2 separate regions of the Homo sapiens genome follow, and region 1 is linked to region 2. The links are chromatin loops, found by intact Hi-C in ENCODE. Cell type or tissue: GM12878. All regions are shown on one strand. Each heading gives the region's core, and the rest is flanking DNA. Links, peaks and the distances in the headings are about the cores only. Region 1 overlaps TMEM108 (transmembrane protein 108). Region 2 overlaps TMEM108 (transmembrane protein 108).

What was found. A loop is a pair of places that touch in the nucleus more often than their neighbours do. Peaks named below come from ENCODE experiments on the same cell type or tissue, not always from the same donor. Only the 100,000 strongest peaks of a DNase experiment are listed, where the experiment ranks them.
Region 1: it touches region 2 in a loop (4-fold over the local background); 1 of 110 quality-filtered maps calls a loop at or near these places.

Annotation. Positions count from the first base shown.
Region 1 is chr3:133,128,965-133,144,353 of GRCh38, reverse strand. The region is part of intron 2 of TMEM108 (transmembrane protein 108); the gene reads right to left. Among named protein-coding and RNA genes, the nearest start is that of TMEM108, 98 kb to the right of the region's middle. In GM12878, for the core only: no CTCF peak of the experiment used is centred there; DNase peaks (open chromatin) are centred at 6,173 and 7,803; H3K27ac peaks cover 506 bases.
Region 2 is chr3:133,205,153-133,220,541 of GRCh38, reverse strand. All of the region lies in intron 2 of TMEM108 (transmembrane protein 108), which reads right to left. Among named protein-coding and RNA genes, the nearest start is that of TMEM108-AS1, 44 kb to the left of the region's middle. In GM12878, for the core only: no CTCF peak of the experiment used is centred there; DNase peaks (open chromatin) are centred at 8,891 and 10,391; H3K4me3 peaks cover 211 bases; H3K27ac peaks cover 269 bases.

The DNA.
Region 1 (15,389 bases), core at 4,018-8,017, 73 kb after region 2:
AAATGTGGCACATATACACCATGGAATACTATGCAACCATTAAAAAGGATGAGTTCATGTCCTTTGCAGGGACATGGATGAAGCTAGAAACCATCATTCTCAGCAAACTAACACAGGAACAGAAAACCAAACACCGCATGTTCTCACTCATAAGTGGAAGTTGAATAGCGAGAACACATGGACACAGGGAGGGGAACATCACACACCAGGGCCTGTCAGGGTGTGGGCGGCTAGGGGAGAGACAGCATTAGGAGAAATACCTAATATAGATGACAGGTTGATGGGTACAGCAAACCACCATGGCATGTGTATACCTATGTAACAAAGCTGCACGTTCTGCACATGTACCCCAGAATTTAAAGCAAAGCAAAATAAAATAAAATAAAATAAAATAAAATAAAATAAAATAAAATAAAATAAAATAAAATAAAAGTGAGCCTTCCTTTCCCTTGTAGAATGTTCGTAACTTAGAGTATCAGAGAAGAGAGGAAGCAATGCAGGTCAGGGAAGTAGAATGAGTGAAGGCAGAGAAGGGCATGTGCTGGGGCTGGCGAGACACCAGCGTGGTCAAGGCTGAGCATGGAGTCTTTGTGTACGAAGGAAACCATATTGGCTGTCTGGCCTCCCCTGCAGCCCATTTCAGTGCAGCAGATTTAGAATCTACCCAGGGGGCTTAGGAGAATTACACACCTAAATCTGTTTCTGCCTTCTTGGGTAATTGGCTTCATCTCTCTGTACCTGTTTCCTCATCTGTAAAACAGAATTATGACATCTTTTCGCCATACAAGGCAATAATAAAAGGCAAAGGAATGAAAAGATTAATGCAAACTCTTATGCTTCATAAGCAGTTTTGCTTCTGGAGCTGTTATGATAAAATTAAATGATGCAATTGAAAATGACCTATACAAACATAAAGCACTCTTTTTTTTTTTCTTTTTTAAACAGCTCCAGATGAATGCACTGTACTTTAATATCCTGGGGAATATGAATTGAATACATTAATCTATGAAATCTGGAAATAAGTCAGATCTAAGCATTCCCATTTTAAAAGATTCAGATTAGGTACACCAATATTCCTAATACTGAATATATCTAAGTAATTTATGTGATATTAATTCCAAACCCAGAGCTTCCTTTCAATTCACCCCTGGAATGTAAACTCCCTGCAGATAAGCCCATGCCTCAAGGACAGTTTTGGATTTTTCAGAGGCCAGAGCTCTGGGTATGAACCAGTAATTCCTTCAGCACCATACACTTGTTTCTTTTTTCTATGTAGTTTTTTTGCTATCTATGTCACATACACAATTTTATCAGCATGGATAGAGAAGGGGTATAATATGGGTTAAAAGTACACTGGAGCCAGACCATCTGGATTCAAATGCTGTTTATGCCACTTATTAGGTGCATAATCTTGGGCATATTCAAGATATAACCTCTTCACACCTCAGTTTCCTCATTCTGAAAACTGAGAAAATGACAACATACTACAACTAGGGCTGTTGGGAAAATAATTGAGACATGTAAAGCATTTAGAACACTGTTTGGAACATAGTGAGAACTTAATAAGTGTTAGTTATAATTATACTACACTAACAGCCTTATCAAGTAGAATCCCTAATGAGGGGGCACAGATTGTGAGTTAAAGTATTAGCAGGTGTTTTATTATCACACTTAATCACATGGGGAGAGGAGAAAAGTAGAATCACTAATACTTGTAAGGCCTGATTTCTAGAACGAACTTTATGCCTGGGATGTGATGTTTTAGGGAGCAGGGACATGTGGAGTGTGGAGTGTGAAACCGTGCTCCAGGATAGCAGCAGCCTGGTGCAGCCTCCTGCCTCTACTTCCCAGCACACACATCCACCCTGAGCAGGTAATGTTCTCACGGACCTTGACAAACATACTTGCTCTTGTTCCTCCAGCTGAGCTGCTCTCCTCATCTCCCCTAAATATGCTGAATGCTGTCCATCCTCAAATGCTGTTTCTATCCCTGGCTCCTCAGCACCCTTCCTGTCCGTAGCTAGTCTCATATTCTGCTTTTAACTCTTTTTATGTGTAAGTTGAGAAATTCACTGTTCCAAATTTAACTTTTACCACATTATCCATGTACATGGATTATATTATATTAGGTGTGTTCACCTAACAGGTTTGTGAATTCCTTAAGGACAAAGTCATATCTTACACAAGCTTATTTTGTATCTTTTCAGCAGCCGTTCTTAACTGGGGACAATTTTGCCCCCCAGAATATATATGACAATGTCTGGAGACATTTTTGGTTGTCATGATGGGGAAGGGGAGTGCTACTGAGATCTGGTGGGTTGAGACTAGAGACCTTCCTAAATACTCAACACACAAGACAGCCTGCCCCTCTTCTCCCCATAACAAAGAATTGTCTGGTCCAAAATGTTCATTGTATTAGGGTTGAGAAATCCTGTCCAATAATACCAAGGACAGTGGGAAAATGAGATTCATTCCAATTACATGATTTTTTTCTGTAATGTCTTAATGGGCCAAGCACTAAGTTTCAACTTCCATTCCAGGGTCATGTCCACTAACCCAAGGTCCTTTCTTTTTATTAATAGCAATAATGATAACCATGAAGATAAAAGTGGATATATTTTGTTTTATATTGTTTGGGCCTTGTGGTATTTGTGCCAGCAGCAGGGACTGTTCAATTGTCATTATGAATAGAGACAATGACATCTCCTTGGCAAAGGGTAGACCACACAGGTCAGTCCCTGGCTTACACTTCATCCAGTTACATGCTCTGAAAGCCTTTTACCAGCAGGCTCATCCCACCTTACTTATCTGAATATTAATACAGCCCATCCCATGGACAGGTAGCGTCTGAGGTTACTTTTTCTGCTCTTGCCCAGGTATATCTAAGGTGACTGAAGTGGACTCCTGCATACCACCTGCTTATCTCCTTGCAGTTTTCTTTTGCCAGTCCTGCCACACTTGCCCCATCCCTGTGAATGAGGTTTATGTCTATGTTCCTAAATGAGTTCTAGTACAGCCCTATAGTTCAGGTCCTCATCCTTTATCTCTGGCTCTCAGCAAGCTTCACTGACCTGGAAATGAACCTTGCTCTCAGTATCCAAGGCATCAGCTGTGGGCCTGCTTCAACCACAATGGCCCTGCTGGCACCATAGCTCTGGAAACAACCTAACCATTAGAGAGATCTGTGCCCAAAAGAAATGAGACTATTTGGCCTCAAGATCTCCTGAGTATTAACTTTACCCCTTAAATGGTATGATTTTAACCTTTATTTTAATAATTTAGATTCACAAAAGATATGAGCAACATTACTATGATTTGGTAGGCCGGATCCTTTTGGAGTGAACCTCTATAGTCAGTACCTCTCCCCTAGTCTACTGTGGCATGCACAGCCATTTCACTGCCAAAATGGAGCCCATGCTTGGCACACATAAAATTTGAAGGAGAGGGGCATGTGCACATATTTTAAAATTTTTTAAATCACAATATATAATTATTAAAAATTAGAAAATAAAATAACTTTTGATTAGAATTATGACTAGTTTCTATCCCATTCTTAGAGCCAGACTTCATTTTAATTTTCTGTCTTCTGGTACTGTGATATGTTTCTATCACTCAAATGTGATTAAGGCTTAAGACTTCTTATGGAGTACAGAAAATAGAAGGGAATAAATGACTACTTTGAGATCACGGCAACCAATTTGGTACTTAATTTCTGTTTTGTGAGGATGGTTTTAAAAGACTCTTTACCACAACTGTATCCTGCCTAGACTTTTTCTCAAAAAAAGATCTTATAAATTTGCCAGATTTATTGAAGTAAAATATTATCCAGCAGAATATCTTCTTTCTAATCAATCTGTCCTCTGAATTGCAAAATTCACAGGACACAATTCTTCACAACTCTACCATTCAGGATAATGTCTGTTGATATGATCTTTCAAATTACCAACAGATCATCAAGGAATATACATAGCTGACTGTGTTCATTAAATCAATATGGTTTAGGGCCAAGTCATGGTAAATTGCACCTGCAGGGCTCGTAGGAGATAATAGAAGAGACTCAAGATGTTTACAACTATAATGTCTATGCACTAATCTGAAGTCAGAATTGTAAAATAAGTTTTAAAGAAAACTTATAAATTATATGAAAAAGAGGTGGGATTTCTGGAATGGCTTAATGAGGAGCTCGGCAAATCTTTTCCCCAAAGGGCAATGATAAAAGTGGGCACAGTTGTCAAAAACAACCAAATTAAGATTCTAAAAACTGATCAATGGCATATAACAAATTGAAAAGGATTTATAAAGAACACCTACTGAATCTTAGTAACAACAGTGGAATCTGTGACATCTTCCCCAGAGACTGCTCCTATCCTCTTCCCCCTCACACCTTAGGCTCCATTACCTGAAAGTCCTACCCCAGCCTCAGCAGATGAGGAAGACTATGTGGGCTGGCAGCTCACTGCCCTGCTGGAGGGGGCTGACTATATTTGGAACAGGGCATGGAAAACAGTGCCCAGGGTACTATCAGAAATAAGAGATGTCACAGTGGCAAGCAATCAGGACAGCCTAACATCAAGGCTAGCCTAGGTTTTGATACTGGTTGGAACGAGCAAACACAAAATGGCAGAGCAGCCAGAAATTTAATAAGAAAATCCAGGGAAGGAAAGAACTAAAGACAGCCTTTTAAAGATCCCCTTATCTCTAAAGGTATACAAGGCTGGGCAAATGCTTAAAGCTGTGCGTACACAGGAAAGACCAGACAGGGCTCTAGAGAACTACCTATCCTTTGCTGATTTTCCCCTAGTCATTGGGTGTCTAGTACATCAAATGATAACTGAATTCACTTATAACTATTTTCTGGAGTTACAAATCATACACTATGGGTCATCTATATCACTTCCTTTATTACACAGATGAGAAACACAAGGCCTCTGAACACTTTAAGAACAAGAGTTTCTAAAAAGTTAGTAGAAAATCAACAGAGGTTGTTTTTTTCTTGCAAATTTGTTTAAGTTCTTTGTAGATTCTGGATATTATCCCTTTGTCAGATAGATAGATTGACCCAGCAATCCCATTACTGGGTATATATCCAAAGGATTATAAATCATTCTACTATAAAGACACATGCACATGTATGTTTATTGCAGCACTATTCACAACAGCAAAGACTTGAGACCAACCCAAATGTCCATCAATGATAGACTGGATAAAGAAAATGTGGCACATATACACCATGGAATACTATGCAGCCATTAAAAAGGATGAGTTCATGTCCTTTGCAGGGACATGAAGCTGGAAACCATCATTCTCAGCAAACTAACACAGGAACAGAAAACCAAACACTGCATGTTCTCACTCATAAGTAGGAGTTGAACAATGAGAACATTTGGACACAGGGAGGGGAACATCACACACAGGGGCCTGTTGGGGGGTGGGGAGCTAGGGGAGGGAGAGCATTAGGACAAATATCTAATGTAGATGAACACGGGTTGATGGGTGCCACAAACCACCATGGCATGTGTATACCTATGTAACAAACCTGCACATTCTACACATGTACCCCAGAACTTAAAGTATTAAAAAAAAAAATCAACAGAGGTTAGTACAAATGGCCCCTGCAACTATGCCAAAATCCACTTAACTGCAAAAAGGTGGCATAAAATTAACAAACAAAAATTGGTCAGGTAAGTTAGAACTTATCTGAATACACGGTTATACATGAACTTCCTCAACCTTTGGCAGGGATGTCCAATCTTTTGACTTCCCTGGGCCACACTCGAAGAAGACAAATTATCTTGGGCCACACATAAAATACACTAACAATAGCTGATGAGCTTAGAAAAAAAAAATCACACACAAAAAAATCTCATAATGTTTTAAGAAAGTTTATGGATTTGTGTTGGGCCACATTCAAAGCTGTCCTGGGCCGCCGCATGCAGCCCACAGGCCCTGGGTTGGATAAGTTTGATAGTCTCTCTTCCTTTTCACTCCTTTTTCTCCTGTGAAGTCTTATAAAGGAAGAGACTAATATGGGTTCTCCAGAAAGTCATTCCTTGTGGGGTAAGGTGATAAACTCTACCTTGGAGAATGAGTCACACCTGTTCTGTAAATGGTCATTGCTTGTAACCAATCCTCCCACTTTCTGTTCCTCTTTTTCTCAACTCCGGATTCCTAGTTCTAGATCTTCATTTTATTTTCTTTGTGGGTGACAACCTGGCTAAAAATACTCTACTCTTTTGGCTGGGTATCTACAAGTCCCAGGGAAAACAACCATGAATAGATATAAGCTCCAGTTCCAATTGCCATCCAAAACTATTAACATTTTAATCTGTATAACACAACTTGTTTCCATAACAAAAGGCTATCCATTCATGTTCTCAAGCCCTCTTATTGTAAATTCTGCTTGTTCAAGCAAGTGATTTTAAGTTCTCTTGGAGACGACAGAACACTCCATGTAAATTAAATGCTGTTTTCCCCTAAGCTTTGTAGAATGCAGGAAGCCACTTTGGATGGGCACCAAGGAGACCTGCTCCCAAGACAACCTTTATATGTTCCTTTCCTGACAGCTCAAGCTGTCCCATCCTTGGCTGTCCCATTTGGCCCATCCGTAGCCTTTAGTCAATTTTAAACCACTAGGAAAAACAAGGACCAAATCCTTGTATTTGTACAGCTGACATCTTTGCTGCTGAGAACCTTGTGTAATCTATCCTTGTGACAAGGATAGCCAGAAACTGTAATAGTTTAAAAACATATCTGACAAATGGTCTAACAGGCAGTCAAGAAACAGTTCAAAGCAAAGAATGAAGTAGGGCTGGCTGCTGCACCGTGGAGTGAGCCCCTTCAGATGTTTTCCTTCCTTTGTTACTTGAAGACAGCATCTGGGGATAGAAGGCTGGGAATCTGGGGCAGGCGTGACAGGATGGTGTTTCGATCAAGGGATAACACCTGGGTGAAACTAATTCATCATGGAAACCTCATCTGCTCTTTCAAATTAGAAAAACATACTGAAAGATGACTGACGGCAGCGTGGTATAGATTTTGCCAACAATTACACTGGGTTTGAACGGTAGTTGCCATGTGCCTGCTCAGTGACTTCGGATGGCGTCTTTAGTCTCTGAGCATCTCTGAGTTTCCTTTATTGCACAATAGATTAAATGAGATAATTTAGGTACAATGCCTAGCATTGTTCATGCGTTCACATATGTCACCACTTCTCACTTTCTGCCTTACTGATGCCAACCAGAGACAGGTGCTAGTGATAAACACCGTCTCTATGCAGATGTAGGAATACAACTTCTTATCATAACTAATTTCTAACAACAACAACAACTACAAAAACTCCAGGACTAATTCTGCAATTTAACAACTCAAATTCTATCTTTCAGCAAGGATGAAATGATTAACTTTTACTTGACACTTTTCCTCCTGAGTCATTTCTTTGATCCAATATTTTAACAGCAGCTGAGCGACACAGCAGGATTCCATGGATCAGCCACCACCAACCACACAAAAGGCTAGGAATTATTTCAGATCAGGATGCTGCCAGAGCACAGCTCCCCAAATAAAACATTTTATAGTACAATTTTTGTTTTCAAAACTCCCTGACCAGCTCCCTTTCCTCTGCCAAGAGATGCCTGGATGTGACGGGATCCTCTTCCTACCCAAATCTGGAGCACTCTGTGATGGCACCAGGTAAAAGGTGATGCCCTGTTCAGGTTTCAGGCTGACACACCACACCTGCTGTCAAAACTACTTCACACCCTGGTGGGAAGAAGCTCCTCTCAATTCTCAGTAGTGCCCACTGCAATTATTACATGTGAGTAAATAATAAGTCACAGAAATACTGTGATGACTCACACATCAAAAAGAAAGCCCTAGTCTGGGCTTACAGGCCAGGAAGCAATCTCCAGGGGAGAATCTGATCTTGCTAGCTAAAAAGAGCAGGTAGGAAGCATAAGCCCTGCAAATACTTTTCTAATTAAATGAAGTATGTTTTTCCCTCCCCTCTTCTCTTGCCCTGTCTTCCTTCTCTCCTGTCTTGACAGATGCTCTTAGACAATCTGGGTTACATTTGTCAGCCTGAAAACAGTGCTAAGATAAAAACAGACACAAAACAAGAGGTCCTACCAGTCAAGAGCAATCAGTGCTCAGAAGCAATAATTTTGCAAAACACAGTGAAGGCAGGACTACATTTCAAGTTTCTGACTTAAAATGTAACTGCACCCCAACTATTATTTAATTACACTTTATTGCAGAAAATAGACTTTGCATCCTGAAACCCAGATCTGTATTCCAATTCAGAAAGTAAAAGAAAAATAGTAATGACCACAACAGCCAAATATAATCAGAAAATGTCGCAGAGTTCTCAGCACATAGATATCCCCCCTAACATCTCAAATATTAATTCTTCTAAAACCAACGCACCATTTGTCCTGAAGCACATAAAACGTTTTATGCTACACATTAAACTCATCATCTCTAATGCCACCCTCCCTCCACTCCCAAACAAGAGCACTCCTTCCTGTGCTTTCAAGCTTGCTGGTCCTCCAAATTAGAGTCCCTGGAGTACATCCTCCAGTGCTCTACACTTTGAATCTGTTAAGATTTTACCGCACGAATGTCTTTTAAAATTTCTTTTCTTCTCTTCATTATCCTTGCTTTGCCTTGCTTTAGTTACTCAGCTTCCTCTCAGGTGACTATTGCAGCTCATGGCTCTCCATGCAGTCACACAGTTTACCTCTAAATAATGCATCTAATCATGCCAGTCCCCGGCCTAAAACCTCCCCCAATTCCCTGTTGCATTCAATTTGGCATTTAAGGCTCGTCACAGCCCACCATCTAGCTAATTCACCTCTCTAGCTCCATCTGGCACCAACCCGCGCCTAAGCTCCAGCCCACTGAGCTGATGAATGTTCCATGAATATACTCATAGCCTTCCATAATTTAATGTACACTTATTGTTCCTGAGACGCTCTCCTCACTCTCTAGAGTTAGTCTCCCCTCTCTGTGCTCTCAACACTTTGTCCTAACCTCTAATTTTGTACTTAGTTTACATTGCAATTACATATTGTATGGGAGTGAGCCTTATTTATCTCTGTTATCACTGATGTCTATTACGGAGTTTGCTATTAGAAGAGAGAAAGACCCGCTAAAGGAAATTCTAAAGTACGTACTGCAGAAAGAAAGAAAAAAAAAAAAACGATAGCAGATGAAAACCTCGAAATGGAAGAAAGTAACAATGAGAGAAGATATTGATAAACAGATGGGAAAAGAAAAACATTGTTTAAAACTATAAGAAAAATGTGTAATTTGTGGAGGAAAAATAGAAAAGCCAGAGAGATATGTCTTTGAATTTTGGAGCATATTCAAATAGAGATTTTTTTTTTAAAGGATGCCTGTTAAAATAGCAGGAGCAGCTACTAAGGAAGCAGACAGACATAGAGCAAACAACCTCTAAACAGGTAGGGGGGACTTGGAGTGAGGAAGAAAGACTTATCAATTCAAAAGACAGCAAGATGGGTATGCGAAGGCAGACAGAGTAGTATAATGGATACTACAGACTCAGAAGCGGGGAGGTTGGGATGGGGGTGAGGGATGAAAAAATACCTGCTGAGTACAATGCACACTATTCAGGTGACAGTTACACTAAATCCAGACTGACTTCACCACTCTACAGCTCATCCATGTAGCCAAAAATACCACTTGTACTCCTAAAGCTGTTGAAACAAAACAATCTTTTATCATAAAAATAATAATAATTTAAAAAAAAACAAGAGACAGCAAGAAGAGAGGGGGAAAGAAATAGCGTTAATAAGCACCCCTATTACTCAGGAAATTACAAGCATTTTAGGAGCTCTGTGTCAGAAACTGAGGGCAGTGACCAAATATATATTTCTTATTATATCACACATGGCAATTAAGAGAAATAGACAAATCCATCACCAGAGGGAGAAACTGCAGTACAACTCTCCTAGTAATTGATAACTTCAGCAGATAAAAAAAGGTCAGTAAAAAGATTTAAATAGCATAATTAACTTTTAGATGTATAGAACATATATAGAATATTGAATACAATAATTAGTGAAATATTAACTCTGAAAACTGACTAAGCTATAAAGAAAACCTCAATAAATTGCAAAGGACTGATATACCAACATTCCCTTACAATGCAATATTAGAAATATATTTTTAAAAGATAACTAGAATGCACAAATGTGAGATTTTATACATATATATATAATCTATACTGTATATATATATAGAATAGTATTCAGCTTTAAAAAAGAAAACTCTGAGGCAGGGAGCGGTGGCTCATGCCTGTAATCCCAGCACTTTGGGAGGCTGAGGTGGGTGGATCACGAGGTCAGGAGATCGAGACCACCTGGCTAACAAGGTGAAACCCCGTCTCTACTAAAAATACAAAAAATTAGCCAGGGGCAGTGGCAGGTGACTATAGTCCCAGCTACTCGGGAGGCTGAGGCAGGAGAATGGCGTGAACCTGGGAGGCAGAGTTTGCAGTGAGCCGAGATCGCGCCACTGCACTCCATCCTGGGCGATAGAATGGCGTGAACCTGGGAGGCAGAGTTTGCAGTGAGCCAAGATTGCACCACTGCACTCCATCCTGGGTGATACAGCGAGACTCCGTCTAAAAAAAAAAAAAAGAAAGAAAAAAAAAGGAAAAAAAAAGAAAACTCTGCCACTTGTGACAACATGGATGAACATGAACATGGAGGGCATTATGTTAAGTGAATAGGCCAGGCACAGAAAGACAAATGGCATATGATCTTCCTTACAGGCATACCACAGGGATGTTGCAGGTCCAGTTTCAGACTACCATAATAAAGTGAATATCACAATAAAGTGAGTCACACAGATTTTCTGTTTCCCCAGTACCTATAAAAGTTATGTTCACATTACTGTAGTCTATTAAGTGTGCAATAACATGTCTAAAAAAAGTACATACCTTAATTAAAAATAATTTATTGCTAAAAATGCTAATGATCATCTGAGCCTTCAGTGAGTTGTAATCTTTTTGCTGGTAGAGGATCCTCAATGTTGATGACTGCTGACTGATCAGGGTGGTGGCTGAAGTTTGGGGTGGCTGTGGCAATTTCTTAAACAATAAAGTTTGCCACATTTTACCCACAGAACTTCTTTCAAAATTGGAGTCAATACTCTCAAACCCTGCTGCTGCTGCTGCATCAACTAAGTTTATGTAATATTTTAAATCCTTTGTTGTCATTTCAATAATGTTCACAGCACCTTCACCAGGGTGGACTCCATCTCAAGAAACCACTTTCTTTGCTCATCCATAAGCAGCAACTCTTCATCCCTTCAAGTTTTATCATGAGATTGCAGAAATTCAGTCATATGTTCAGCCTCTACTTTTAATTCCAGTTTTCCTGCTATTTCCACTACATCCGCAGTGACTTCCTCCACTGAAGTCTTAAACTCTTCCAAGTCATCCATGAGGATTGGAATCCACTTCTTACAATCTCCTGTTAATGTTGATATTTTGACCTCTTCCCATAAATCACGAATGTTCTTAATGGCATCTAGAATGCTGAATCCTTTCCAGAAGGATTTCAATTTACTTTGCTCAGATCCATCAGAAGAATCACTATCTATGGCAATTATAGCCTTATGAAATGAATTTCTTAAATAATAAGACTTGAAAGTTGAAATTATTCCTTGACCCAAGAGCTGCAGAATGAATGTTGCATTAGCAGACATGAAAACAAGAATCTCCTTGTACATCCCCCTCAGAGCTTTTGGGTGACCATGTGTATTGTCAATGAGCAATAATATTTTGAAAGGAATCTTCTTTTTCTGAGCAGTGAGTGTCCACAGTGGGGTTAAGTCGTTCAGTAAACCATGCTATAAACAGATGTGTTGTCATCCAGGCTATGTTGTTCCGTTTATAAAGCACAGGCAATAATAGTTTAGCATCATTCTTAAGGACCTTAGAACTTTTAGAATGGTACATGAGTATTGGCTTCAACTTAAAGTCATCAGCTGCATTAGCCCCTAACAAGAGAGTCACCCTGCCCTCTGAAGCACTGAAGCCAAGCATTGACTTCTATTCTCTAGCTATGAAAGTCCTAGATGTCATCTTCTTCCAACAGAAGCCTGTTTCATCTACATTGAAAATTTGTTGTTTAGTGTTTAATGATCTTAGCTAGATCTTCTAGATAACTTGCTGCAGCTTCTCCATGAGCACTTGCTGCGTCACTTGGTACTTTTCTGTTATGGAGATGGCTTCTTTCCTCTTACCTAATGAACCAACCTCTGCTAGCTTTCCATTTTTCTTCTGCAGCTTCTTCACCTCTCTCAGCCTTCAGAGAGTTGAAAAGAGTTAGTACCTTACTCTGGATTAGGCTTTGGCTTAAGGGAATGTTGTGACTGATTTAATCTTCTCTCTATATATTATCTATCTATCTATCTTCTATATATTCTCACTCTCTCTATATATATCTGAATCACTAAAACTTTCTCCCTATCAGCAGTAAGGCTGTTTTGCTTTCTTATCATTTGTGTGTTAACTGGAGTAGGACTTTTAATTTCCTTCAAGAACTTTTGCTTTGCATTCCTAACTTGTCTCGCTGATGCAAGAGGCCTAGCTTTTGTTTTGGCCTTTAGGCTTTCAACAAGGCTTCCTACACTTAGAGGCCATTTTAGGGTTATTAATTGGTCGAATTTAATATTGTTGTGTCTCAGGGAATAGGGAGGCCCAATGAGAGGGACAGAAGTAGAACCGTTGGTTGGTGGCATAGTCAGAACACACATAACATTTATCAATTTGCTGTCTTATATGGGCATGGTTCACAGTGCCCTAAAACAATTATAGTAGTAACATCAAAGATCACTGATCACCATACGAGATATAATAAAATTTAAAAGTTTGAAATATTGTATTACCAAAATGTGACACAGAGACATGAATTAAACACATGCTGTTGGAAATAGGTGTTGATAGACTCGCCCAATGCAGGGTTGCCATAAACCTTCAATTTATAAAAATTGCAAAACACAATAAAGTGAAGCATAATAAAATAAGGTGTGCGTGTACTAAGTTTGTAAACGTTGAGAAATGTGTCTTGAATAATAATTTCATCTCCAAAAGAGGAGGCAGCAGCTGCTGTAAAATGCTGAAACAACCCCTTCAGGAAACATTCAATCTTAAGTGCAATTGCCTTCCCTTTTTAGTTTTAAACGGAAAAGTTTCTATACAAAGCTGTTTACATAAATATTCAGCTGTTTACCTCTGCACACAAGGTAGAAAAGCAGAAACCTGATGACAATTCAGGAACACTAAACAGACACCAGCTCAAAAATGATGAAAAATTTAGGGAAAGACTCAACCATCTACCACATTAGCCTAATCCATTGGTATTTCATAAGTAATTTCTTTTTAACAGTAGATAGAGTGTCATAAATTTTCAGATAATTTTCTTGAAAAGTATAAGTTATGTCAGTTAAATTATAATGGATAGATTATATTCCATTTTAATGCCAATATGCTCCCTTGGTCTGAAGAGAAAGGCCCAGAGATGCATCTGGTTTGGGCACCAGCACATTACCTGCAATCTCGTTTATCTGTGTAGCAGTCTATATCTTCCAATAGTGGCCACTGCAAGATTGTGAGAAACTTTTCACTTCCCTATCAAGAGATGGAATCTATTTCTACTCCCATGGAACCTAAGTGGCCTTTGTAACTGCTTCAGTTTAATAGAACATAGTGGAGTGATGCTGTCTGATTTCCTAAGGTAGATCATGAAAGGTTCCTGCTTTTTTTTCTCTTGGGTCATGTGCTGAGCAGTGAACTGGTACAGAAGTCTGTCTACCCTGAAGCTATCATGCTGGAGAGACCACAAACAGAGATGCCTGAGGAGCCCAGCTGTCTGTCTTCCCAGCTAGGCTCCAGACATGTAAGTGGGCTAGCTTCAGATGATTCTAACCCACAGCCTCTAGGCCAACCCAGCTGATGCTGAGGCGAGCAGAGATGAGTTGTCCCTGCTGAGCCCTGGCCAGATTGCAGATTCATGAGTCAAATACACATGGTTGTTGCTGACATTAAGTTTTGGAGTGGTTTGTTATGCAGCACCAATTAACTGGAACAGGAGGGACACTGAATGCAAATGTCATCCCTTCATCTACCCAAAGGATAAAAGACAGAACCACAAGCCCAAACAACAGGATTTCTTAAAAACCAAAATGATAGCACTGTATTTTACCCAAAAAGTGCAAGCACCACTTCTGAAAGTTAAATTTGACTTAAGATTCACACACCTTTTGCCACTCACCAACAATGCCGATTAGTGGATATGTATGTAAATGTATTATTTGCAAAAAAGTCCTTTAATATTTTTGCTTTTAGTCTTCAAAAGATCGCTGATGCAGGTTAACAAGCAGAGGCTGTTAACCTGCATCAGCGATCTTTTGAAGACTAAAAGCAAAAATATTAAAGGACTTTTTTTGCAAATAATACATTTAGAAAGTAATCAGATTTTAGAGCTAAGTAAAATCCCTGATCACTTATTGTGTAGCCCTAGACAAGCTACACAACTTTTATTGATCTGTAATATGGAAATAATACCTATCTATTCACAGGGTGGTTACAGAATTAAATGAGCCACTATATATAAAATACTTAGCATGCCTGGTATATAATAGACAATCAACAAGTTTCCTTTCCTTGGCATTCTTGGCCTTTTTCATTGAATGAAAGGCTAAAGGAGAATGAAAGTCCCTAGGTTTGCCCCAGCTAAAAGAAGCCTTCCCAGGAAAGTCAGGCTCTGCTTCCTGTCCGTGAGTGATGCTCCAACACTTGAAAGTTGGCCTCCAACCAGAGCAGCTACTCTGGGTTTATGGTAGTTATTGTTTTAATGGAAAATATTTGAGCAAATTTAACTCTGCATCCCAGCTACTGCTTTTTCTTTTGTTACCATGCATTTTCACCAGCAAAGAACTAATTTAGTGTTTCGTTTATTTTTTTTTGGGGGGGGGGGTGTGGGTGCGGAGTCTTGCTGTGTCACCCAGGCTGGAGTGCAGTGGTACGATCTCGATGCTCACTGCAGCCCCTGTCTCCCAGATTGAAGCGATTCTTGTGCCTCAGCCTCCTGAATAGCCGGGATTACAGGTGCACAACAGCACACCCAATTAATTTTTGTATTTTTGGTAGACAGGGTTTCACCATGTTGGCCAGGCTGTTCTTGAACTCCTGGCCTCAAGTGACCCACCCATCTCAGCCTCCCAAAGTGCTGGAATTACAGGCGTGAGCCACTGTGCCCAGCCTGTTTTGTTTTAAATAGGAGGTCATTGGGGACTTTATGCCAGAGAGGTATCTGACCTGAATTACTGGCCGGCTATATTAAGGAGGCAAAAAATTAACA
Region 2 (15,389 bases), core at 6,947-10,946:
GTGGAATAACGTAGAATAAATGAATAAACTCCTTCTAAAAAGTCCTTATCAATAATTACCTTGATTATAAATGGATTACATTATCAAATCAAGAAACATAAGCTGGGCATGGTGGTGCACACCTGTAGTCCTAGCTAGTCAGGAGGCTGAGGCAGGAGGATCACTTGAGCCCAGGAGTTTGAGACTACAATAAGCTATGATCATGCTGCTGCACTCCAGCCTGGTCAACGCAGTGAGACTTCATCTCTTAAAAAAAAAATGACTGGATGAATAATAATAAAAAAGACTCAACTATATACTGCCTACAAGAGACTCATTTCACCTTTAAGGACACATACAAAATGAAAGTGAAGGGATGGAAAAATAATCCATGCAAACAGAAATAAAAAGAGAGCAGGGTAACTATACTTTTATCGGATAAAAAAGACTTTTAGTCAAAAACCGTAAAAAAAAAAAAAACCGAAGAAACAAAAAACATCATTATATAAGGATGAAAGGTTCAATTCATCAAGAGGATATAACAATTATAAATACATATGCATCCAACATTGGAGCACCTACATACATAAAAAATATTAATAGATCTGAAAGGATAGACTCTTAATAATAGCAGGGGACTTCAAGGCTCCACTTTCAACAATGGATGGATATCCAGACAGAAGATTAAGAAAGAAACATTGACTTAAACTACATTTTAGAGCAAATGGTACAGACATATATAGAACATTCCACCTAAGAGCAGCAGAATACACATTCTTCTCAAGCACACATAAAACATTTTCCAGGATAGACTATATATAACACAAGTCTTAAGTTTAAGAAGGTCTAAATCACATGAAATATATTTTCCAACCACAATAGTATAATACTAAAAGTCAATAACAGGAGGAATTTCAGAAAATTCACAAACACTTAGAAATTAAACAACATGCCCCTGAGCAACCAAAGAATAAATTAAATGGAAGAATAAAAATTATCTTGAGACAAATGAAAATAAGCACATACTACACCAAAGCTTGAAGGATGCAAAACAAAAGCGGTTCTAAGAGGAAAATTTACAGCAATAAAAGCCTACATCAAAAAAGAATATTTCAAATAAATAAACTAACATCATACATCAACAAAATAGAAATAAAAGAACAAATTAAGCCCAAAGTTAGAAGGAAGGAAATAATAAAGGCCAAAGCATAAATAAATGACAGAGAGACCATATAAACAATAGAAAAGATCAATGAAACTGAGAGGTGGTAATCAACAAACTTTTAGCTAGACTAAGAAAAGAGAATACTCAAAGTTAGAAATGAAAGAAAAGACATTACAATGAATACTACAGAAATACAAAGGATCATAACAGACTACTGTGGACAATTATATGCCAACAAATTGAATAATCTAGAAGAAATGGATAAACTTCTAGAGACATACAACCTACTAAGAGCGAATCATGAAGAAATAGAAATTCTGAACAGACCAGTAACAAGTAAGGAAATTGAATCAGTAATTAAAAGTCTCCCATTAGAGAAAAGCCCAGGGCCTGATGACTTAACTACTTAACTCTACCAAACATTTAAAGAAGAACTAATACCAATCCTTCTCAAACTCTTCCAAAAAAAACTTAAGAAGAGGGAATAATTACAACTCATTTTTAGAAGGCTAGCCTTACCCTGATACCCAAGCCAGACAGGGATACTACAGGAAAAGAAAATTATAGGTCAGCATCCCTGATGAATATAGGACACAAAAATCCTCAACAAAATGCTTGCAAACAAAGTTCAACAGCACATCAAAAGGATTATTCACCAAGATTAAGTGAAATTTATCCCAGAGATGCAAGGATGCTTCAACATACACAAGTCTACTAATTAAAGAATGAAGAACAAAAATAACATTATCATTTCAAAAGTCAAACCGTTTGAAAAAATTCAACATCCTAACATGATAATAAAAACTCTCAATAAATTAAGTATACAATAAAAGTAACTCAATGCAACAAAGGCCATATATGACAAACCCACAGCTAACATATGCAACAATGTAAAATTGAAAGCTTTTCCTTTAAGATCAGGAACAAGACAAAGAAGCCATTACTGTCACTTCTATTCAATATAGTACTAGAGTCCTAGCCAAAGCAGTTAGGCAAGAGAAAGAAATAAAAGGCATCCAAACTGGAAAGAAAAAAATTAAATGTCTCTGTCTGCAGATGACATAATATTATATATAGAAAACCTTAAAGAATCCACCAAAACACTGTTAAAACTGACAAATCCAGTAAAGTTGCAGAATACAAGAAACAAACACACATAATTAGTTGCATGTCTATACACTAACAACAAACTATCTAAAGAGAGCAATAAAACAATCCCATTTGCAATAGTTATAAAAAAATACTTAGAAATAAATTGAACCAAGAAGATGGAAGACCTGTACACAGAAAACTACAAACTATTAATGAAAGAAATTGAAGACATAAATAAATGGAAAGACATCCTATGTTCATGGATTGGAAAAATTAATGTTAAAATGTCCATACTAACTAAAGAAATATACAGATTCAATGCAATTCCTATCAAAATTCCAATGACATTTTTTACAGAAAGAGAGAAAACAATCCTGAAATTGGTAATGAACCACAAAGACTCCAAATAGCCAAAGTAATCTTGAGCAAAAAGAACAAATATGGAGGCATCACACTACCTGACTTCAAAATACACCACAAAACTATAGTAATCAAAACTGTTTGGTATTGACATAAAAACAGACCTATGAAACAGAACAGAGAGCCCAGAAATAAATCTGTGCATTTATGGCCAATTGATTTTTGACAAAGATGCCAAGAACACATTAACAGGGAAAGGACAATCTCTTCAATAAATGGCATTGGGAAAATTGAATATCAACATGCAGAAATAATGAAATTAGACTACTATGTCACCAATATATAAAACTCAATTCCAAATAGATTAAAGATGTAAATATAAGACTGAAACTGTAAATCTACTACTAGAAGAAGACATATGGGAAAATCTCCATGACATTGGTTTGGTCAATGATTTTTTGGATATGACCCCAAAGCACAAGCAACAAAAGCAAAAATAAACAAATCAGATTACATCAAACAAACAAGCTTTTATACAGCAAAAGAAACAATCAACAGAGTTATGAGACAATCTATGGAATGGGAAAATGTATTTGAAAACTGTGCATATGATAAAGGATTAATATACAAAATATATAAAGAACTCAACTCAATAGTAAGAAAACAACCAGATTAAAAAATGAGCAAAAAAACTGAATAGACATTTCTCAAAAGAGGATATACCCATGGTCCAGAGGTTCATGAAAAAATGCTCAACATCACTGTACACTAACAACAGAGAGATACAAATCAAAACCACAATGAGACATCAACTCACATCTGTTAGAATGGCTATTACCAAAAAGATCCAAGATAAATTTTGGCAAAGATGTGAAGAAAAGGGAACTCTTGCACACTGTTGATCGGAAGGTAAATTAGTACAACTATTATGGAATACAGTAGCGAGGTTCCTGAAAAAATAAAAACTAAAACTACCACATAATCCATCAATCCCACTACTGGGTATATATTCAAGGAAAATGAAATCAGTATGTAGAGATATGCACGTCCATGTTCACTGTAGCAATATTCACAACAGTCAAGATATGAAATCAACCTAAGTATCTGTCAACAGATGAATGGTTAAAGAAATTGTGGTATATATATACACACAATGGAATACCATTCAGCATTTAAAAAGAAGCAATTCCTGTCATTTGTAACATGGATAAACTTGGAAGATAGTAAGTGAAATAAGCCCAGCACAGAAAAACAACTACCATACGATCTCACTTATACGTTTAATCTAAAAAAGTTGAACTAATAGAAGCAGAGTAGAACGGTGGTTACCAAGGGCTTGGGGAGAGGGAGTTGGGGAGACGTTATTTGAAGGATACAAAGTTTCAGTTAGGACAAATAAATTCAAAAGATTTATTGTATAACATGGTGACAATAGTTAATAATAACATATTGTATTCTTGGAAATCACTAAGAGTAGATTTTAAGTGTTCTCACCATAAAAAATATGCAAGGGAAAGCATTTGACCACACATATGACATAGTGGCACAGGTGGGGACTTCACTGATTATTAGCACAAGAGAAACACAGGGATATGAGTAACCTGGACCATACCTTACTTAAGGAGAGTGAGCCTAATAGAACCTTGCTTCTCAAGCTTAAGTGGGACAGTCATATATCACTTGCACTGAGTCAGAAGGAATACTTCTCAATTTCATAGAACACTAAAAATGTTCTAATTAAAAATGTCTATGGTGTCAGAAAATAGCCATAAAGAGCCAAATGAAAAGCTCTGATATTTGATATGCAGATTGACTTGAAATGACAAGTACATGAAGAGCAAGTAAGGAGGAACAGCCAGGAAATCTCTGGGGAAAAAAAAACAAGGTGGTGTGGGGGCAACTGCTGGCCTTATCAGATACTAAAACATACTCTAAAGCCTCTATAAAGCATTTGATATTGGCACACGAGTAGGCCCAATGATATATGAAAATTTAGGATTGATAAAGGCAGCATATCAAATCAGTTGGGGAAAATATAAGCATTTAACAAATGTTGAGATACTGGTTGAGCAATATGGAAAATGGTAAAACTATACTCATTCCAAACACCATACCGCAACTTAAATTCCAAATCGATCAGATATTTAAATGTAAAAAAGCATAAAAGCACTAGGAAAAAAAATACAGGTATATTCTACTATTATTTGTGAGTACAGAAGCTTTGCTAATTCTGACTCAAAATCTAAAGCAATAAGGAAAAAGACTGATAAACTTTATTATACATATAAATTCAGTAAAAATACAAAGCAAAAGTAAAAATGAAAAAAACAAAAACTCTTCAACTTATAACAGGCAAGGGGTTAATATCCCTAAAATTTCTTTGTAATCCCAAAATAAATACTTGCAATGCTTTCATGGTCATTAGTGGACACGCATAGAGTGGCAAAAAATTTCAGTCAATCAACGCATACATTCCCAGCTTAAGATGAACAAGGTGATGCTCCATCTTTCTTGTTTCAGCTCTTTACTGGAAACAAATGTCCTCTCCATGGACTATTTAGTGCTTTTTTTTTTTTTTTTACATTTTTATGCTTTTGTGTTGGTGATTTTACTATTAAATATGGCTTGCAAGCAAAGTGCTGAGATGCTGTTTAGTGTTTCTAAGCACAGTAAGTTGTGATGTAGCTTTTACAGAAAATGCTGTAGATTAGCTTCATTCAGGCATAAGTTACAGTGCTGTTGGCCATAAGCTCAATGTTAGTGAATCAACAATACATACTAAATAAGGTGTCTTTAATCAGAAACACATAAAAGAAGGGTACATACTGATCAGTTGATAAAAGTTTGTGAGAGGCTCAAAGGAAACTAACCTTCTATTTCTCTTATGAGAAATGGTTCCAAATTAGATAATTCAACATTCATGGAGACTATATACAATAGCAGCCCCCAACCTTTTTGGCACCAGGGACCAGTTTCGAGAAGGACAATTTTTCTACAGACCTGGGGTGGGGGACATGGTTTTGGGATGAAACTGTCCCACCTCAGATCATCTGGCATTAGATTCTTATAAGGAACATGCAACCTAGATCCCTCACACACACAGTTCACGATAGGGTTCCTGCTCCTATGAGAATGTAATGCCACCACTGATCTGACAGGAGGTGGAACTCAGCTGGTAATGCTCCCTCACCTGCAGCTCACCTCCTGCTAATGCATCCTGGTTCCTAACAGGCCATGGACTGGTACCAGTCTGTGGCCCAGGGGTTGGGGGATGCCGGTTATATAACGTAACTAACATGAATAACAAGAATTGACTGTAGTTGAATTGAGATTTAAAATATTTTGTGAGACAAAGCGTGATGATAACCAACAACCTAGGCCAATAGTAGAGCTTAGAAAAGACAGAACATGAGATTTCCGTCTCCCTAGGAAAAGAGAAGATTCGATTAAGTTGGTGGCCAACGTGCCTGAGAGAACCCTCAGGGAAAATAAAAGACTAGGAAGGTTGAGATATAGAATATAACCCTTCCTTTGGATCTAGTTCCTTGCAGTGGGGGCGGGGAGGACAGAAGTGACTAACATCACAGATTTGTGAGGAGATTGAGAAAGGAGCATATGCCTGCTTTACAGGTGGGGACATGGACACCAAGAAGTCAAGGTCTTTGCTCAAGATCAAACCTATTATCTATGTGCCTGTAAACTAGTTTCTTGAGCTCTGATCCTTGAATTTCCTGTAATAGGGGTAAGAATGGTACTAGATATACTTGCTGCAAAGATGGAGACAAGGCATGTCAAGCACTTGGCCCAGGGCCAGGTACACAGTAAGTTCTCTGTGCAAGTTAGCAACTATCGCCCAGTAGCAGAATGCAAGACAAACTGGGCCAGAGCTCAATTTGAGAGAGTTGTCTCTGTTAATTGTGATTCCCCGAAGCCAGAAATGACCCAAAGGCTTTTGGGCCATTCCCCAAATAGCCCCTTCTGTTAAATCTAGTGTCATATTAAAATTGGATTTATTAATTACTCTTAGGGGTATAAATTGAATTTTAAGGGTCTTATTTATAAGTTATACTTCTGCCTTCTTTAAAAGGAATCTGAGGAAGCTTACAACTAGATGCAACTTGAATAACAGAATTAATAACACACCAAAGCACAATAATGACTCCAGGAAGAAAGGTCCAAAACAATGTGGCAAAAGGGAGGATTAATTTTACCATAAGATGGAATGGGACAATACATTTCCCTTGGAGCTTCCTGGAAATGAAGGCAAAAAGGATAGCTAGTATCATTTGTTTCTGGCTACATAAACAGAAGTACATTTTTTATTTTGTTCAGAAACACAAACTTCATCTGTCACTCACTGCAAAGAAAAGATCATTAGACAGATCTTTTGACAAACATTAGCATCCTCAATAGCAGTTTTATAGAATATGAACAGAATACTCTTGTTTGGCTACTCCTGATCAACCCACAATAAAAACTAAAGTCATTGTGCTAAGTAGTAATTCAGGGAAAGCATTTCAATGAGTAGTGCAAGCACAATGGCAGGCCTGCCACTTAGTAGCTTTGCTCTGTGACCTTGGGTAAGTTACTTAATTTCTCTGGAGCCTCAACTTTCTCATTTTTAAATGGGGCTGATACCTAATTAGAGCACTCCTAGGGAATTAAATGTACTAAAACACCTACCATGTGTCTTGCACATCATATGTCTCTCCCTTTCTCCTGGGCTAATAATGGTGTACAGACATGCTGCTTTTGGTTATTTGCAAGAGACAGAACTGGGAAAACAGAAGGAATGAATATTCATCATGTTATCTCAGGGCCTGAGCATCTTGTTCCATGAGCAACAGGTAGGCAAATATGAATGTCTCTCAGGCTTTTTTATAGCATAAGTCACAAATGAATGCATGTGTCCACAGGGCTGGGTTTGGGTTATAATGGCATTTTTAGTCAAATTCTTTTGATACAGATGCTTTGCATATTAAACGCAGGAATATCCTTCACTTCCATAAAGAAACAGTTGTTCTCTCTCATTTTCTTTCTCTTCTTTCTTTCTTTTTTTTTTTCCTTTTTTTTTTTTTTGAGACAGAGTCTCCCTCTGTCACTCAGGCTGGAGTGCAGTGGTGCAATTTCGGCCCTACTGCAACCTCCGCCGCCCGAGTTCAAGCCATTCTCATGCCTCAGCCTCCCGAATAGCTGGGATTCCAGGCATGCACCACAATATCTGACTGATTTTTGTATTTTTAGCAGAAACAGGTTTCGCCATGTTGCCCAAGCTGGTCTTGAACTACTGACCTCAGGTGATCCACCTGCCTTGGCCTCCCAAAGTACTGGGATTACAGGCATGAGACACCATGCCTGGCCGTTCTCTCTCATTTTCCTTGAAATCTGTGCTAGTCCTAGTCTATCTTTTAAATTTTTATACTTTGTACAAGAAATATTTCACTGTCCTCTGAACTTATGATCAACAGTGTGGGTACAATTACAATAACTGTCACTTTGTGGCAGTTCTGTGAGATTACAGGGAGTATAATGAACTAGAAAACAAATGGGAATAGTGGTTTTTTGACTCACACCAAACAGATCTTTTCTATTGTTTTTCTTAAGAAAACAGAAAATTCTCTCAAAAATTTTCTCCTAAGTTTTTAAGAAAAGTCAGAAATCCGGATATTTAGATGGAATTTCCCTATTTTAAAATGCTGACAATTAATTCATGTAGGCCAAGACTACAAGCCAGATGAAAGAGGACTGTGTAATTCCTGATTTAGAGAGGCTTTCATAATTCAGAAATGTACATGGGCACTTTTCTAGAAAACTGAGGAGCAGAGTGCCTGTCCCTGGAGGGATTTATACTGAGGCAGGAGGCAGAGCAGATCCCTCCCTGCATTCTGCAAGTCCTCCAGCCAGCCTGGAGTCTAGGCTATCACTCAGGATATTTTCAAGGGGGAAAAAAATCCCACCTGTAATAGAGCTCCTTTCTGCTCTTCTCTTTCATATTTCCCTTTCTAAAAAATAAAATAAAATAAAATAAAGGAGGTTGTCAGTTCCACCAAGATGCAGAATTCCAAACAAAAGAGAAAAACTGTTAAATCTCCTGCTAAGGAAAAGCCTACAAAAGGGAATCAATTAATGTGAATTCTACTTGAGGACTCAGAAGTAATTGCTTGAGTGCTCCTCAAGAAAGGCTGCTGGAGTCTATTTGCATTTGTTGAGGGAGGGTGTTCTGCTCTCCACAGCCACTGAGGTCAGCAATGGGGTAAAAATAGTACCAGGAGTTTGAGGCTTATTAGAATGACACAGAACCTCCTTCTTCCGGCATTAAAGTGAATTAGGATCATTTATCTCCTTTGAGGAGACAGGAAGTTGCTTGTGCAGGGTGAAGAATACGTATCATACTTCCCTTTTTATGGTTTTGGTGTTAAAGACTGAATATTGAGGTCAGGGAATTAAATGATATTGTAGAGATGCCAAATACTAAAGGAGCATGTTCTATCATTTTGACTGCACTGCTTATGAAAAAGATTATTTCTTGTACACAGCAAACTCATTCATTTTTCTTTTTTCTTTTGCAATGCCTGAAAAATATCTTCAGAAATTGAATTCAGGGACCTAAAAATTATGTGTATTTCCTTTGGGCAGCAGTCAATTTTCCTGAAAGATGTGCTGATGTTTTTACAGTAGAAAGGGAGGTAAGGTCATAGAAAGTAGGCACAGTTCTTACCAGAACGTTTTACATGTGAAAAGAACATTTAAACCCAAGAGGCATGCTTTGAAGAGGCAATACACTTCAGCATGTGAAATTATTCATAATATTATAGTCATTAATAAATTTTAATTTTTTGCTACCAAGTGGCATGTTGATTAAAAATTAGTTAATTTTAATTTTTACCTTTAACCTCAAATTTGCTTTTCTGGGGCCTCATTCCCCGTTCTTAGTTCCTCTCATTCCACTTGAATCCACATAAAAACTTCTTTAAGTCTTAAGCTAGTATAAAGATGGTTTTAATACGTGTTTCTGGTTTAATCTTTCAAAATACATCATTTATGTCAAGTGGTTCCACAGGGTTGGCAGGCAGTCTGTTGAATATACAGCTGGAATAAAAATTACAGTGAAATGGAAAATACGTGAGCAAGAGTAGGTTGGGCCAATATTAAACAGACACAGCTATCATCTGAAGAGTATGAATTAAGTTCACTGTTTGGACTTGTGCAGGAATGCTTAGTCCCACAGTGAAGTTCATGATATTCCGAACATTTTGAATGAGTTTTATCTTTATGTCTTGCTCCAGGAAGCATGCATAAAATAATACAATAGCTTTATATCATTATGTTGATAATTCTACCTTGCTTTGATGACTGGAAGGCTAGAAGAAATATCTGAAAGTACCAAGATTGGTAATTTCCCAAACTAGCTGATGGCCAGAATCTACTTCAAACATATATCCCTAGGTCTTTCCCTTAGAAATTCTGACTCCCAGGTTATGGGATGGAGAAATTTTAAAAGGCTCCCAATATGGCTATTATGATCAGCAAGTCTTGGAATCCAAAAACCTAATCTAGCAGTTCTTAATGCTGAGTGAACACTAGAACAATGACTGAACACTAGAACAATGGAGGAACACAGCAATGCTTATGCCATGCTACATCCCAGATTAAGGAAATCAGACTCCCTGAAGGAATGTAGGAAGCTTCCAAGTGATTCTACTGTATAGTTGGGTTGAGAACCAGGAATCCTTACTCCATCCTCAGAGAGTACTAGAGCCACAGTGAGGCCAGGCCCACTTATTCTCTTCCCTGAAAGTGACAGTTTTACGAGAGATGGAGGAAGTGGGATGATAAATGAAACCACATTTGCAAGTTATATTCAAAACAGCAAAGGAGTGAGTCAGTGTTTCTTAAACATTTGGATCCAATGCCTTTCATGCAATTCAAGTTTTAAGCAACATGAGCTTTTGGTGATCTTTCACCCAATCTCTAACTCTGATAAGCCTCTCACTTGTCCCTACTGCTTGATTCATAGGGATGTCTTGAAGAATAAGGAGATAGTGACTGAAAAGGAGAGAGATGAGGTTCAGGGAAGTGAAGAGGGTGTGGGAAGCCACCCCCAGACTATGAGCTTGGCATGAAGCTGAAACCACCCTCATCTCTAAATCATTCATTCTCAGGGTAGAAAAGTGCTCCTTTTCCTGAAGATGGCATTCATAGAGAAGATAGACTGAGAGAAAACAGTTGATGCTGCAAATTCTGAGTGGGGGCAATGGAGGAGAGACTACACCAAAGGAACCTCCTTCCCCGCTGGGGACCATAGCCAACTGCACAGAGAAGCGGGGCAGGAAGATGCAGTATACACAGCAGTAAGCCAGGAGATCCATTTTGGAAAATACTGAGTGCCACAACTTAACATGCACTGTGCTAATAGGAGGGGCTGGGGCTGAGAATAAAAACAAATGAGACATGCTCCCCATCTTTAAGAGCTTGCAGCATGGCATGGAGAGAGACTATCTTGTCAAAAACCACTCTATAGACAGCTTTGCCTATGTATTTGTCTAATGCACTTGTATTAGACAAGGTATATCATAGCAAATTATATTCTAACAAATTAGAAAATGGGGCAGGCATGGTGGCTCATGCCTATAATCCCAGGTCTTTGGAAGGCCAAGGCAGGAAGGCTGCTTGAGGCCGGAGTTGAGACCAGCTTGGCAAAATAGCAAAACCCCATTCCTTAAAAAAAAAAAAAAAATTAGCCAGGTGTGGTGGCCTGTGTCTATAGTCAGAGCTACTTAGAAGGGGCTGGGGCAGCAGGATCCCTTGAGCTAGTTTGAAGTTTCAGTGAGCTATGATTGTGCCACTGCACTTCAGCCTGGGCAACTGTGAGACCCTGTCTCTTAAAAGCCTTACCCTTCTTGAGTCTCAGCATTACTATCAATAAAATGGGTACAACGTCTATACTGCAAGATAGTTTTGAGAATAAAATGACACGAACATCCACACAAAGTCTGGAACGCAAAAGTACCAGAATCATGCCCTATTTTCTCTTTAAAAGAAAAGTTGTTATCTTCTAGAGTAGGAAGACAAGGTTTCTGAAGGAGGTGGAAATTCAGCTAAACCTTGAAGGTTAAGAGTGATGGAAAATGCAAAGGCACAGAGGTAAGACAGTGAGGCAGGAGTTTGAGAATGAGTACATTAAACAACAGGAGATCTACCACTGGCTGCTGTAAAAGCCTTCCCCAATACAGTTTTGGATGTAATGTGACTGGCTCTCCAGCTTCTGAAAGAGTTGGGCCAATGTTCTTGTCTTCTAGAGGAGGGGAGAATATATTCAGGAGAGGACAAGACTGACAGGGAAGTAGCTGGTGGTAGTTGGAAATCAGCAAGATGGGAGCTGGGTCCCCAAAGCACAATCTTCCCAAATCAATAGAAGAAATAAATGCCTACTAACCATGGGATAGCTGGAAGCCCCAGCCAGCTACAGGATCCAGAATCATCCCCATCAATGTTTACACAGCTTTAGATGACTAACACTAGATGGTGGCAAACCCAAGTTTACACCTGGATAGATCTGGCTCCTGCAGCTAGATCCTCAGAACTCAAGGCTGGCTAACTATGTAGGCTGGCTTTCATCATTCCATTAACTTCACAGTAATGTTACCACGTGGTCTACACAAGTGGTTCTCAAAGTTTGGTCCTCAGACCACAAGCAGCACCCAGGAGCTTGTTAGAAATGAAAATGATCAGGTTCTACCTCAGACCCACTGAATCAGAAACTCTAAGGGTGGGGCCCAGTAATCTGTGCTTCAACAAGCTCTCCAGGATGTATACTAACGTTTGGGAACCCCTGCTTTACACACAGGAATTTCTGGGCCTATTATGCCATGGCAGGGTTTTACTGTACAACTGTGACCTTGGATAAATAATATACCTTTATATAGGACCAACAAAATGAAGAAAGAGGTAGCTGGAACAGAAAGATCTATCTCCAAGGTCCCTTTCAATTGTAACATGCTATAATTTATTAGTTCACCAGTGGGGGAAATGTTTACAGCTCATTAGTTCAAACAGATGGGTAGTGTTGGCATTTGTGGATCTTGTTGCATGCATTGAGTGTGGTATGTTTGAATTCTAATGGCTAATTTTAACATGCTACACATCTTCATTATTAGACTTATTAGGCTATTAATGTTAATGCTATATGATTGACCCCCATATGGAGGGGAGCATTAAAACATGAGCTTTGTGTGAGGAAAACCAACAATTTAATTGCAATGAATTTCTTGTCTCTGTTGTGGTTACATATAACCATTAAGAACTAGACCTTTCACTGAATTAAAATTCTAAACAAAGGCAGTCAGAATTGATTTAAATAATTAAATCCTGGAACAACTACTTTCAAATAAACCTCTCATCCAGAACCTAAAAAACTTTACGATGATAGCCAATACTTACAGGTAAATCAAACATGTAAGCCACTTCGCCTGACAAATCAGCTCAAATCAGAGGTCCAGGGGAGGGCTGGCAAGATGGCCAAACAGGAACAGCTCTGGTCTGCAGCTCCCAGTGAGATCAATGCAGAAGGCGGGTGACTTCTGCATTTCCAACTAAAGTACCTGGCTCCTCACTGGGACTGGTTAGAAAGTGGGTTCAGCCCATGGAAGGCAAGCAGAAGCAGGGTGGGGCGTCACCTCACCTGGGAAGTGCAAGGAGTCAGGGAACTCCCTCCCATAGCTAAGGGAAGCCTTGAGGGACTGTATCCTGAGGAACGGTGCATTCCAATGCAGATACTATGCTTTTCCCATGGTCTTCGCAACACCAGGGCCCTGAGGCTTGAGTAGGCGGGTTTTTCCCCTCACATTGTAAACAAAGCCACTGGGAAGTTCAAACTGGGCAGAGCCCCACCACAGCTCCGCAAACCCTCTGTAGCCAGACTGCCTCCCTAGATTCCTCCTCTCTAGGCAGGGCATGTCTGAAAGAAAGGCAGAAGATCCAGTCAGGAACTTATAGATAAAATTCCCATCTCCCTGGGATACAGCACCTGGGGGAAGGGCCGGCTGTGGGCCCAGCTTCAGCAGACTTAAGTGTTCCTACATGCCAGCTCTGAAGGGAGCAGTGGATCTCCCAGCACAGTGCTCAAGATCTGCTAAAGGACAGACTGCCTCCTCAAATGGGTCCCTGACACTTGTGCCTCCTGACTAGGAGACACTTCACAGCAGGGGTCGACAGACACCTCATACAGGAGAGCTTCAGCTGGCATCTGGTGGGTGCCCCTCTGGGACAAAGCTTCCAGAGGAAGGAACAGGCAGCAATCTTTGCTATTCTGCAGCCTCTGCTGGTGATACCCAGGCAAAGAGGATCTGGAGTTGACCTCCAGCAAACTCCAATGGTCCTGCAGCAGAGGGGCCTGACTCTTAGAAGGAAAACTAACAAACGGAAAGGAATAGCATCAACATCAACAAAAAGGATGTCAACACAACAATCCCATCCATAGGTACCAACATCAAAGACCAAAGGTAGATAAATCCACAAAGATGAGGAAAAACCTGCCCAAAAAGGCTGAAAATTCCAAAAACCAGAACACCTCTTCTCCTCCAAAGGATCACAACTCCTCGCCAGCAAGGGAACAAAACTGGATGGAGAACGAGTTTGACAAATTGACAGAAGTAGGCTTCAGAAGGTGGGTAATAACAAACTCCTCCGAGCTAAAGGAGCATGTTCTAACCCAATGCAAGGAAGCTAAGAACCTTGATAAAAGGTTAGAGGAATTGTTAACTGGAATAACCAGTTTAGAGAAGAACATAAATGACCTGATGGAGCTGAAAAACACAGCACGAGAACTTCGTGATGCATACAGAAGTATCAATAGCTGAATTGATCAGGCAGCAGAAAGGATATCAGAGATTGAGGATCAACTTAATGAAATAAACTGTGAAGACAAGATTAAAGAAAAAAGAATGAAAAGGAATGAACAAAGCCTCCAACAAATATGGGACTATGTGAAAACACCAACCTATATTTGATTGGTGTACCTGAAAGTGACGGGGAGAATGGAACCAAGTTGGAAAACACTCTTCAGGATATTATCCAGGAGAACTTCCCCAATCTAGCAAGACAGGCCAACATTCAAATTCAGGAAATACAGAGAGCACCACAAAGATACTCCTTGAGAAGAGCAACCCCAAGACATACAGTCATCAGATTCACCAAGGTTGAAAAGAATGAAAAAATGTGAAGGGCAGCCAGAAAGAAAGGTCGGGTTACCCACAAAGGGAAGTGCATCAGACTAGCAGCAATCTTTCAGCAGAAACCCTACAAGCCAGAAGAGAGTGGGGATCAATATTCAACATTCTTAAAGAATTTTCAACCCAGAATTTCATATCCAGCCAAACTAAGCTTCAGAAGCGAAGGAGAAATAAAATCCTTTACAGACAAGCAAATACTGAGAGATTTTGTCACCACCAGGCCTGCCTTACAAGAGCTCCTGAAGGAAGCACTAAATATGGAAAGGAAAAACCAGTACCAGCCACTCCAAAAACATACCAAATTATAAAGACCATCCACTCCACAAAGAAACTGCATCAACTAATGGGCAAAATAACCAGCTAGCACCATAATGGCAGGATCAGATTCACCCATAACAATATTAACCTTAAATGTAAACCAGCTAAATGCCCCAATTAAAAGACACAGACTGGCAAATTGGATAGAGTCAAGACCACTGGTGTGCTGTATTCAGGAGACCCATCTCATGTGCAAGGACGCACATAGGCTCAAAATAAAGGGATGGAGGAAGATTTACCAAGCA